2 separate regions of the Homo sapiens genome follow, and region 2 is linked to region 1. Evidence: chromatin loops called from intact Hi-C (ENCODE). Cell type or tissue: endothelial cell of umbilical vein. All regions are shown on one strand. Region 1 overlaps ELL (elongation factor for RNA polymerase II). Region 2 overlaps COPE (coat protein complex I subunit epsilon).

Region 1 (5,000 bases):
ACTCCCCACTTTGGGCCAGACACTGTCTTCCATATCACCACCACCCCCACCTGGGTTGTCTTTAAGAGGCTGTGGCCTTCCCAGGGACGCAACTCAATGGGCATGTATTGAATGGGTCTGACCCTGGTCCGGGCCAGAAGGAAGTGAGAGGCAAGGCGCAGCTGCGAAGGCCAAGCCCATGCTCCCGCCACGCAGTGGACTCCGTGGGTATTCTACAACAGATAACTGCCATGTGTCAGGCTGGTCAACATTACCTCATTTGACATGCCCCAAGATCTTCACCAGCTAGGATGACAAACGGGGAAATCAAGGCTCAGGGTCAGCTCAACCTGGTACCAGTGGGACCTTCAAAGTCCAGCCCTTGGCAAACCTCAGCGGCCCCCGACTCCTACTCAAGCTCTGGCTGTGTGGGGCCGGCCAAGCTGGTCCCTGCTTCGGGGCCCCGGAGAACACCCCCACAGCAGCTCCTCTCCCCATCTCTCCCCTTCACAGCCCACGTCTCTCTACTTGCTTGTCCTGGGCACGGGCACAGGACAGCTAAGACATGCCCTGCACAAGTACCACCTTCAGGACTCTGGTAACATGGACCACCAGCACCAGGCTCAGCTTCTGGTGCCTCCACTGTCCTTTTCTTGGTGCTTGGGACATCTACCCCTGCTTTGCATTTTCTCACCTGTGGTAGAGATGACAGCCCCTGGGCCGGGGATGAACTGCCTAGGGGCCAACACGCACCAGGCCAGACAGGAAACCACCTTGAGTCCCCAGGCCTGTCTTGGCACCTAGGCACTGGGCATCCAAGGAAGGGACACAGCCCAGAGTGGTCTGTGGACCCTGGAGCCGGGCCAAGGGTCTCAAATGGCAGATCCTGCCATTTGATCGTGGCCCAGGTCTGGCTGTGGGGTGTGGGTGTGTCCTGGGAATCAGGAGTCCTGCCCTGAGCATGGCCCTGGTCAGAGAGGCTGCCCAGGGAGTAAGGCCACCTTCTCCCCGTCGGCCCCCACATGCAGTCCCACGGGAGGTGGGAAGCCCAGCACGAGGCAGGGCTGACCCAACCCCGAAAGTCTTCCTTCCTATCCAGTAAGACCCAGCCACAGTTGTGAGGACCTGCTCTCCAGCCACAGCAGGGGACGGGGCATGGCCCTCTGAGCAACGCAAAGCTATAATGAAAGAAGGGCTCCCACCCTCATCCCAGGAATCCCCTGACTCAGCCTCCTCCCCAGAGACACAACCCAAAAGCACAGCAGGTGACACCACCTGGGCTGCCCTGGGCCAGCTGGCGCCGAGAGCGAAGTGGCCATCTGCAACTGGCCGCCATCGCCACATGGGACCACTGCAGCCCCTGTCGCACATGGTGGTGGAACAGCCGCTGCACGCTGGCCACTGCTTCTGCTGGTTCCTATAAATGAACAGCTGCGCAGGCTCATGGCCACGGTGCTAGGCGGGTGCTACTGCTGCTCAGTTTAGGTGCCTGGGCTGTGGTCTCGGAGCCGCCCAGGTCTCCTGGCTCCCCAATCCCAGCCTGCCAGGCCCTGTCCCCACAGCAGAAACCTACAGTCCACAACAGTCGCACGGTGCCTACAGAGGTCCAGGTGCTATCCCTCTCCCACCAGGATCTGCCCATCTGCACCTGTGCTGCCTCTCCCTGAATAGGGCTGGCTTGCCTGGGCCCCCACTGTCTTCCCTGAACCCCAGCAGACCTCAGCATGGCCCTGGCTCCTGGGGCTTCCCTGCAGTCAGAGCTGGGGCCTGGGCCCCATTCCTCTCTGCATGTTAGCCCCTTCTGCGGCCTCAGTTCCCCACAAGGCTCTGGGCCTCCGGCCCCCAGTGCTGGCCTGGCACATTGACTGCAAGTGGCACCGGGCACTCCAGACAGGCAGGGAGAGGACCAGGTGCAGGAACATAGGGTGCCAGGTGCCAGGCACACAGGGCAAATCTGATGGGGCCTGGGGCAACAGGGTCCCCTCCCCTGGCTTCTACAGCTTGAGCCCCCTCGACACCCCATGAGGGTGAGGCGGGTGTGGGGCCAGTACTTAGAGCCCCGGCAACGCCCTCCTGCCTGGGCACCTACCTGGGGTGTCTGCTGGGGCTCCGGGGGTGGCATGGGTGGCAGGTGCACAGTCTGGAAGCTGGGCCCGGGGCTTGTCCTCAGCCGCCCTCTCCTTGTCTTTGTGCTTCTTGGACTTCTTCTTGGGCTTGCTGCGCGAGGGGCTGCCGTGTGGCCTGCTGGGCTGGGCACAGTCCGTCAGCAGGGGCAGGCCGAGGCGCACAGTGGGGGCTGGGGCAGCCGCCTCTCCGTGCTCACAGTCTCGGCCGCTGTGGCCCAGGTCATTGCTGACATCGGCCAGGGGGTCGTGGGCCCTCGGGGGCTCCAGCCGCGGGGGCAGGTGAGTGCTGGAGCTGAGGGTGTCCGTGCTGGCTGGTGGGCCCGGGGTGGGCAGCAAGGCCTCACGGCCATTGGGCACGCCCAGCTTCCCGTTGACGGCAGGCTGAGCTCTCTGAGTGAAGTGCGATATCCGGGGTTTCTTGTTGGCTAGGGGGTCGATGAAATCAGGAGGCTGCAGCCGCTTCTGGAGAGGAGCAGAGATCATTTTAGAGGGGAGCACAGAGTGGCTGAGCAGCAACAGGCAATCCCCTGGCCTGGCTAGAAAACCCAACGCCGCCTGCAAGGCCCACGCTGGCCACATGGGGGCGCCCGAGCACCAAGTCAGGTCCCAGGTGCCGCTCAGGGTGGCCTCAGCTGGGGCCCATCAGCCTGCTGGGATCGATGCAGGGGGAGGGCAGGGCCCAGTGTGTGAGCGGGCCACCCCTGGGGACTGGTCTAAAGCGCTGCTGTGCTCAGCATGCTTCCCCAGTGATAACTGTGACACAGGAGCAGGAAGCCCAGGGTTGAGCCCACATCAGGGAGCCGCCCCCCGTCCCAGGTTCCGCACTGTGACACTGGGGTGCTGCGGCCACACTGGCAGGAATCTGCCCCCAACCCCAACCCGACAGCTTCCCCCTTGGTCCCTGGGCGGAGGGAGGCGGCTCAACTTGGAGCAGCTCATGCTCCAAAGAGCTGGTGAGGAAGGTGACAAGGGTTACTGATGCAGCACAGAGTGCCCTGCAGGTGCTTGGGACAGTCACCCCAGGCATGCCTCACTTACCTGTGGGGGCGAGGCCGAGCGCCCACGCTCGCCTGGGGGGCTGGAGGCAGCAGGGTCTCCAAGGAGGCTGCCAGTGCTCTGTGGCTGGCACAGCTTCCTGCGAAGGAGAGGCAGGGCTAGGTCAGAAGGTGCTGAGGGGGCCTAGGGGCCCCAGGCCTGTATCCACATGGGGGCCCGGTGGAGATGCCTCAAGGAAGGGACCCCCCTCCTCCCAAATCCAGAGCAGGGCCAAGGGGTCACAGGAGCCTGGGCCTGAGGCCATCCTGCCCCCGACTTCACCCAAAGGAGGACTTCCCCACTCACTGTCCCCCTGAGCCCAGAGGAGGATCACTTTGTGTAGGTGCCTGCTACCGGAGAGACCAGGGACACACGCTAGGGTGCTGGACCCTGCTTTTAAAGACAGCTGTTCATCCTGTTCAGAACGCTCACTGCAGAAACTGTCCAAAATGCAGAAGAGAACGGAGGGCCCTGGCCTAGGATGAGACAGCCTTCCTGGAAGCCCAGGTCACAGCAGGATCTGGAGGGCGGCAGAGTGGCCACCAGCTTGACTAGGTGATGCAGCTGGGGAAGAAGGGAAGAAACACCCCAGTGCATGCCCCTTCTCCCGCTCCATGTGATCTGGGCAAGTGGAATCCCCCACCCCCGCCAGCAACCCTGCAGCTTATGGGTATCCTCTCTGACCCAACTGTTCAATTCCCGGGGGCTGTGCCATCTCAGGGCAGCCTAGCGCCCCTCCAGGCCCTGCAGAGAGACTTAAGTCCAGGGCCGTGGCCATTCTGCCAGCCAGTGACACCCAGAGCCCATCTCCCTAACAAATGGGCTAGGCTACAGACCACTGCAGGTGTCACTTCCCTGGTGGCCTGAGAGGAGAGCCATGTGGACATAAACAGAACTCCCAGTTAAAGACAGAAAACTGAGAACAGGCATTTGCATCCACTGGACAGGCAAGGCAGAGACAAAAGGAGGAGTGAAGACACCGGAAAGCATAGCAGAAGCATGAGTGGTGACTGCTGCAGGATCCAGAGAATCCAGGGCCCAGAGCAAGAGGCACCACGACCTCAGGGGACAACAGACTGCTGCAGGGCCATCCCCCACAGCTCTACTCCAGATCCTCATCACTGCTGGTGGGGCTGCAGGACAGTGAGCCCAGGGCTGTCAGGCAGCAAAGAGGCTCGGGCCACTCCTCCAGGCAGTTGGGAAGTTACCTGGGCCACAGCTGGACAACAGGATGGCCAGATGTGTGGCCTCAGGAGAAGAAGAAACAGGGCCCAGGACTAGGGCACATCGGGATTCAGAGGCCCCAAGCTGTGCAGTGTCCCCAACGGCTGCACTGCAGCTTCCAGGCAACAAACGTCAGACCTCAAAACAGAGGAACACGAAAATACATTTGAAAAGAGACTCCACAGGGAGATGAAAACGTTAAAAAATAAATCAACAGGCCGGGCGCCCATGGCTCACGCCTGTAATCCCAGCACTTTGGGAGGCCAAGGCAGGCGGATCACCTAAGGTCAGGAGTTCGGGACCAGTCTGGCCAACATGGTGAAACCCCGTCTCTCCTAAACGTACAAAAAAATTAGCCGGGCATGGTGGTGGGCACCTGTAACCTCAATTACTTGGGAGGCTGAAGCAGGAGAATCACTTGAACCCGGGAGGCGGAGGTTGCAGTGAGCAGAGATCATGCCATTGCACTCCAGTCTGGGCAACAAGACCGAGACTCCGTCTCAAAAACATAAAATAAATAAATAAAAAATGCCAGTTTTCGTGTCCTTGGAAAAACAAAAGCTCTGAATAGACGTTTCTTCAAAGAAGCTATACAAATGGCTAAAAGCACATAACAAGATGCTCAATGCCATGTGT
Region 2 (5,000 bases), 470 kb after region 1:
CCTGAGCCCAGGCCAGGGAGGGAGGCTGGGACCGCTCTCCAGAACACAGCTTTGCATGCTGCCCCCGGAGGCTGGCTGACTTCCCAGGGTGCCCATGGCAGGTGGGCACAGTGCAGCTCAGCCCATGGCCTGAGGGTGCTCGCCCAGGCCCCTGGGGGCTTCGAGAGGAAAGTACAGTTGGGAAGGGGCCCAGCCACCTTGGCATCGCCACTCCAACAACCTCTAAACAGAGGGGACTGAGAAGGCTGTCAGCAAGAGGGCCTGCCAGCTGTCAAGGCACAGGGTCAAAGGACCCAGTGCCCAAACCAGGGGGAGTCACTCTGCCCTGTCCTCTGAAGCCGAGAACCACAGATTCCAAGCCACATCTCTTCCTTCTCCCCAGCCTGAGGGAGGAGCGTGGATGTCAAACGTGTCCTCATCCCAGGCCGCCGCAGACCTGGCCCCAGCCTGACTCAGGCTGCCATTGCCAAGAGGACCCAGCAGCTTCTGCTCAGGCCCTGGTAGCCAGAGTGGGTATCTGGCTATGATTTGGAACAAGATGCCATCTAAATAAATAACTCCTAGAAGAATGTCAAAGGCATGCGGAGGGTGGTGGCTGCAGAAATCGAGCCCCACCTGCAAATGGGATGGACAGGTGAAATATGTACCTTTTCAAGTATGCAAAGAAACATATTATAGGCCGGGCATGGTAGCTCATGCCTGTAATCCCAGCACTTTGGGAGGCCGAAGTGGGTGGATCATTAGAGGTCAGGAGTTCCAGACCAGCCTGGCCAACATGGTGAAACCCCGCCTCTACTTAAAAATACAAAAATTAGCCAGGTGTGGTGGCGGGCGCCTATAATCCCAGCTACTCAGGAGGCTGAGGCAAGAGAATCACTTGAACCCGGGAGATAGAGGCTGTAGTAAGCCGAGATCACGCCATTGCACTCCAGCCTAGGTGACAGAGCAAGACTCCATCTCAATAAAAAATAAATAAGTAACTCTCAATCAACCTTCTGAGGTGGACTTCAGTTAGGTGACTAGCCCAGGGCCACATGCCACCCTCAGTTAAAAAAGACAGGCCAGGTGTGGTGGCTCACACCTGTAAACCCAGTGCTTTGGGAGGCCAAAGCAGGAGCACTGCTTGAGCCCAGGAGTTTGAGACCAGCATAGGCAACATAGCAAAAAGCATAGTCTTTTTTTTTTTTTTTTTTTTGATGGAGTCTTGCTCTGTCACCCAGGTTGGAGTGCAGTGGCGTGTATCTCGGCTCACTACAACCTCTGCCGCCTGGGTTCAAGAGATTTTTCTGCCTCAGTCTCCCGAGTAGCCGCGACTATATGTATTTTTAGTAGAGATGGGGTTTCACCATATTGGCCAGGCTGGTCTTGAACTCCTGACCTTGTGAACCAGCCGCCTCGGCCTCCCAAAGTGCTGGGATTACAGGCATGAGCCACCGTGCCCGGTCTGAGACCCTGTGTCCATAAAAAAATTATAAATATTAGCCAGGTGTGGTAGCATGCACCTGTAGTCCCAGCGACTCAGGAGGTTCATGAAGGAGGATCGCTTGAGCCTGGGAGGTCGAGGCTACAGTGGACTATGATCATGCCACTGCACTGCACTCTGGCCTGGGTGACAGAGTGAGACCCTGTCTATCTTTAGGGAAAAAAAAGAGACAAAAGCTGGCTGTTGGGCTTTCAAAGTGAGGACACAGTGGGGCGCCATCGGGGGCACCAGGGTGGCCTCAGCCGCCCCTGTGTGAAATGCAGGTGCCCAGGAGACTGTGCGTGCGGAAGTGCTCAGAGGCTGCAGAGTGCACTGGAGAGACAAGAGTGCCGGGAAGCATAACAACAACAAATGTGCAGACCGTGACCCTGACGTGAGGCTCTGGAACCGTTGTGGTTTTCCTCGACTTCCAGGGACGATCCTACCATCAGGACGCATGTGTGTCCCCGGGGTGGGAGAGCATTGCTCTTCAACCCCAAGGGCTCACTACGATCACCTGGGAGCCCAGGAACCACCAAAGCCAGGAGGCCACATCCACCAAGGTCACCTGGCCCTAGGATGGCCCCAGCACTGGCCCCAGGTGGCTTAAGATGTGGCCATGGTTGAGGAATCAGGGTACTGTTTGGGAAGGCGGGTGACAGGATGGGGGCCCTGTAGCCAGAAACCTTGGGGGTAGTAACTCCTCCCTTCTGTCCCTGTAGCCAGTGATCTGACCGCACTGGGCCGTCAGCAACTCAAGGCCTATGAGCTGCTTCAACCCCAACAGCTGGGCGGTGCCTGCCATCTTGTGGGCAAACTGGCAAATGTCAGAAACCCAGAAACGTCATGATGGTAGCCTAGTGCTGGGGGCAGCAAAGGGCAAAGACTGCCAGGTGCTCTCCCTGGGGCCACCTCAGGTGGGGCTGAGGTTGCTCAGGCCACTGTCATGAACTACCACAGACCAGATGGCTTAAAAAATGTATTCCTCAAAAATTAGCCAGGTGTGGTGGCGCACGCCTGTAATCCCACCTACTCGGGAGGCTGAGGCAGGAGAATCGCTTGAACCCAGGAGGCAGAGGTTGTGGTGAGCTGAGATCATGCCACTACACTCCAGCCTGGGCAACAGAGCAAGACTCCATCTCAAAAACAAAAAAACAAAAATTAGCTGGGCGTGGTGGCAGGCACCTGTAATCCCAGCTACTCTGAAGGCTGAGGCAGGAGAATGGTGTGAACCCAGGAGGCGGAGGATGCAGTGAGCTGAGATTGTGCCACTGCACTCCAGCCTGGGTGACAGAGTTAGACTCTGTCTCAAAAAAAAAAAGTATTCCTGGCCAGGCGTGGTGGCTCACACCTGTAATCCCAGCACTGTGGGAGGCTGAGGCGGGCAGATCACTTGAGGTCAAGAGTTCGAGATCAGCCTGACCAACATGATAAAACCCTGTCTCTACTAAAAATACAAAAATTAGGCCAGGAACGGTAACTCATGCCTATAATCCCAGCACTTTGGGAGGCTGAGGCAGGCGGATCATGAGGTCAGGAGTTACAGACGAGCCTGGCCAACACAGTGAAACCCCATCACTAGGAAAAATACAAAAATTAGCTGGGTGTGGTGGCACACGCCTGTAGTCCCAGCTACTAGGGAGGCTGAGGCAGGAGAACTGCTTGAACCCGGGAGGCAGAGGTTGTGGTGAGCTGAGATCGTGCCACTGCACTCCAGCCTGGGCAACAGGGCAAGACTCCATCTCAAAAACAAAAAAACAAAAAAAAAATTAGCTGGGTGTGGTGGTGGGCACCTGTAATCCTAGCCACTTGGGAGGCTGAGGCAGGACAATCGCTTGAACCCAGGAGGAGGAGGATGCCACTGCACTCCAGCCTGGGTGACACAGAGTGAGATCCTGTCTCAAAAAAAAAAAAAAAAAAAAAAAAAGTATTCCTTCACAGTCACAGTCCTGGAGGCCAGAAGTCCCAAATCAAGGTGTCAGCAGGGCCACACTCCTTCCAAAGGCTCTAGGGGAGGATACTTCCCTGCCTCTCCCAGCTTTTGGTGACTGTTACATTCCTCAGTTTGTAGCCACATTACTCCCATCTCTGCTTCCATCATCTCTGTGTCTCAAATCTCCCTCTGCCTTTTTTTTTTTCTTTTTCCAGTGGCGGGTTCTGGTGAAGACAAGAAAGCCTACTAGAAACATTCTTTTTTTCTTTTTTTTTTTTTTTTTTTGAGATAGGGTCTCACTTTTGACATAGTAAGAGCACCAACATCTCAGACAAACACTGCCACTTTAAGTTCCAGCCCCCTTTCTAGCCTCATGAATTTTAAGGAAATTTCTTTTTTCTTTTTTTTTAATAGAGAAGTCTCGCTCTTGTTCCCCAGGCTTGAATGCAATGGCTGGATCTTGGCTCACTGCAACCTCCACCTCCTGGGTTCAAACGATTCTCCTGCCTCTGCCTCCCAAGTAGCTGGGATTAAGGTGCCTGCCACCATGCCCGGCTAATTTTTGTATTTTTTAGTAGAGACGGGGTTTCACCAAGTTGGTCAGGCTGGTCTCGAACTCCTGACCTCAGGTGATCCGCCCGCCTCCCAAAGTGCTGGAATTACAGGTGTGAACCACCGCGCCCGGCCAGGAAATCACTTCTAACTACAAGCAGCCAGAAAGAGGAGACAGTAAAACACAGAAAGACAGCTCGGACAGAGAGAGAGTGGGAAGAAAATTTCTTGGGTAACTGCCAAACTTCACCTTCATACAACGGGCCCCAGTAAAACAGTGGGCCTTAATAAGCACATTCCTTTCCCTTCAGGTGCACTAAAATAGGCAAGCTAAAAGCAGAGTAGGGGGGTATGCCTGCAGCTGCAGAAAGATGTATGGGAGGCTGGGCACGGTGGCTCACACCTGTAATCCCAACACTTTGGTAGGCCAAGGCGGGCAGATCACAAGGTCAAGAGATGGAGACCATCCTGGCCAACATGGTGAAACCCCGTCTCTACTAAAAATACAAAAATTAGCCGGGCCATGGTGGCGCGCGCCTGTAATCCCAGCTACTCGAGAGGCTGAGAAAGGAGAATTGCTTGAACCTGGGGGCGGAGGTTGCAGTGAGCCGAGATCACGCCACTGCACTCCAGCCTGGCAACAGCGCGAGTCTCCATCTCAAAAAAAAAAAAAAAAGAAAAGAAAAGAAAAGAAAAAAGAAAGATGTATGGGAACAGACACACAACTCTCCCTCCCAGATAAGCACAACGAAGAGACACAGAAGCAGTTCAAGCCTCTGATAAACTCTCCGACCCTGAATCCTTAAAAACTCTTAGTCTGTAAAAGAGTGTTACTCTGACCCAACTCCGCCAGAAGGCGCCTCTCAGGTTTGTTTTCTCTAAAATAAACCTGTCTTGACTGGCAAGCCACCTTTCGTGTTTCTTTCCTCTTTAATTCTTACAACTTTGTCACCCAGGCTGGAGTGCAGTGGCGCGATCTCGGTTCACTGCAACCTCGGCCTCCGGGTTGAAGCGATTCTCCTGTCTCAGCCTCCCGGTAGCTGAGATTACAAG

The links. Peaks named below come from ENCODE experiments on the same cell type or tissue, not always from the same donor. Only the 100,000 strongest peaks of a DNase experiment are listed, where the experiment ranks them.
Region 2: a loop joins it to region 1, with 4 times the contacts of the local background. A loop is called at or near these places in 9 of 110 quality-filtered maps.

The regions. Positions count from the first base shown.
Region 1 is chr19:18,448,409-18,453,408 of GRCh38, forward strand. ELL (elongation factor for RNA polymerase II) reads right to left here. Exons shown (of 12, transcript NM_006532.4): 7 at 3,144-3,240; 8 at 2,069-2,567. Among named protein-coding and RNA genes, the nearest start is that of ISYNA1, 13 kb to the left of the region's middle. RefSeq lists enhancers at 1,788-2,594, 2,595-3,401. In endothelial cell of umbilical vein, a CTCF peak has its summit at 2,683 (motif pointing right); a DNase peak (open chromatin) is centred at 2,683.
Region 2 is chr19:18,913,581-18,918,580 of GRCh38, forward strand. All of the region lies in intron 1 of COPE (coat protein complex I subunit epsilon), which reads right to left. Among named protein-coding and RNA genes, the nearest start is that of COPE, 3.3 kb to the right of the region's middle. RefSeq lists an enhancer at 4,017-4,907. In endothelial cell of umbilical vein, a CTCF peak has its summit at 2,289 (motif pointing left); a DNase peak (open chromatin) is centred at 2,261; H3K4me3 peaks cover 270 bases; H3K27ac peaks cover 203 bases.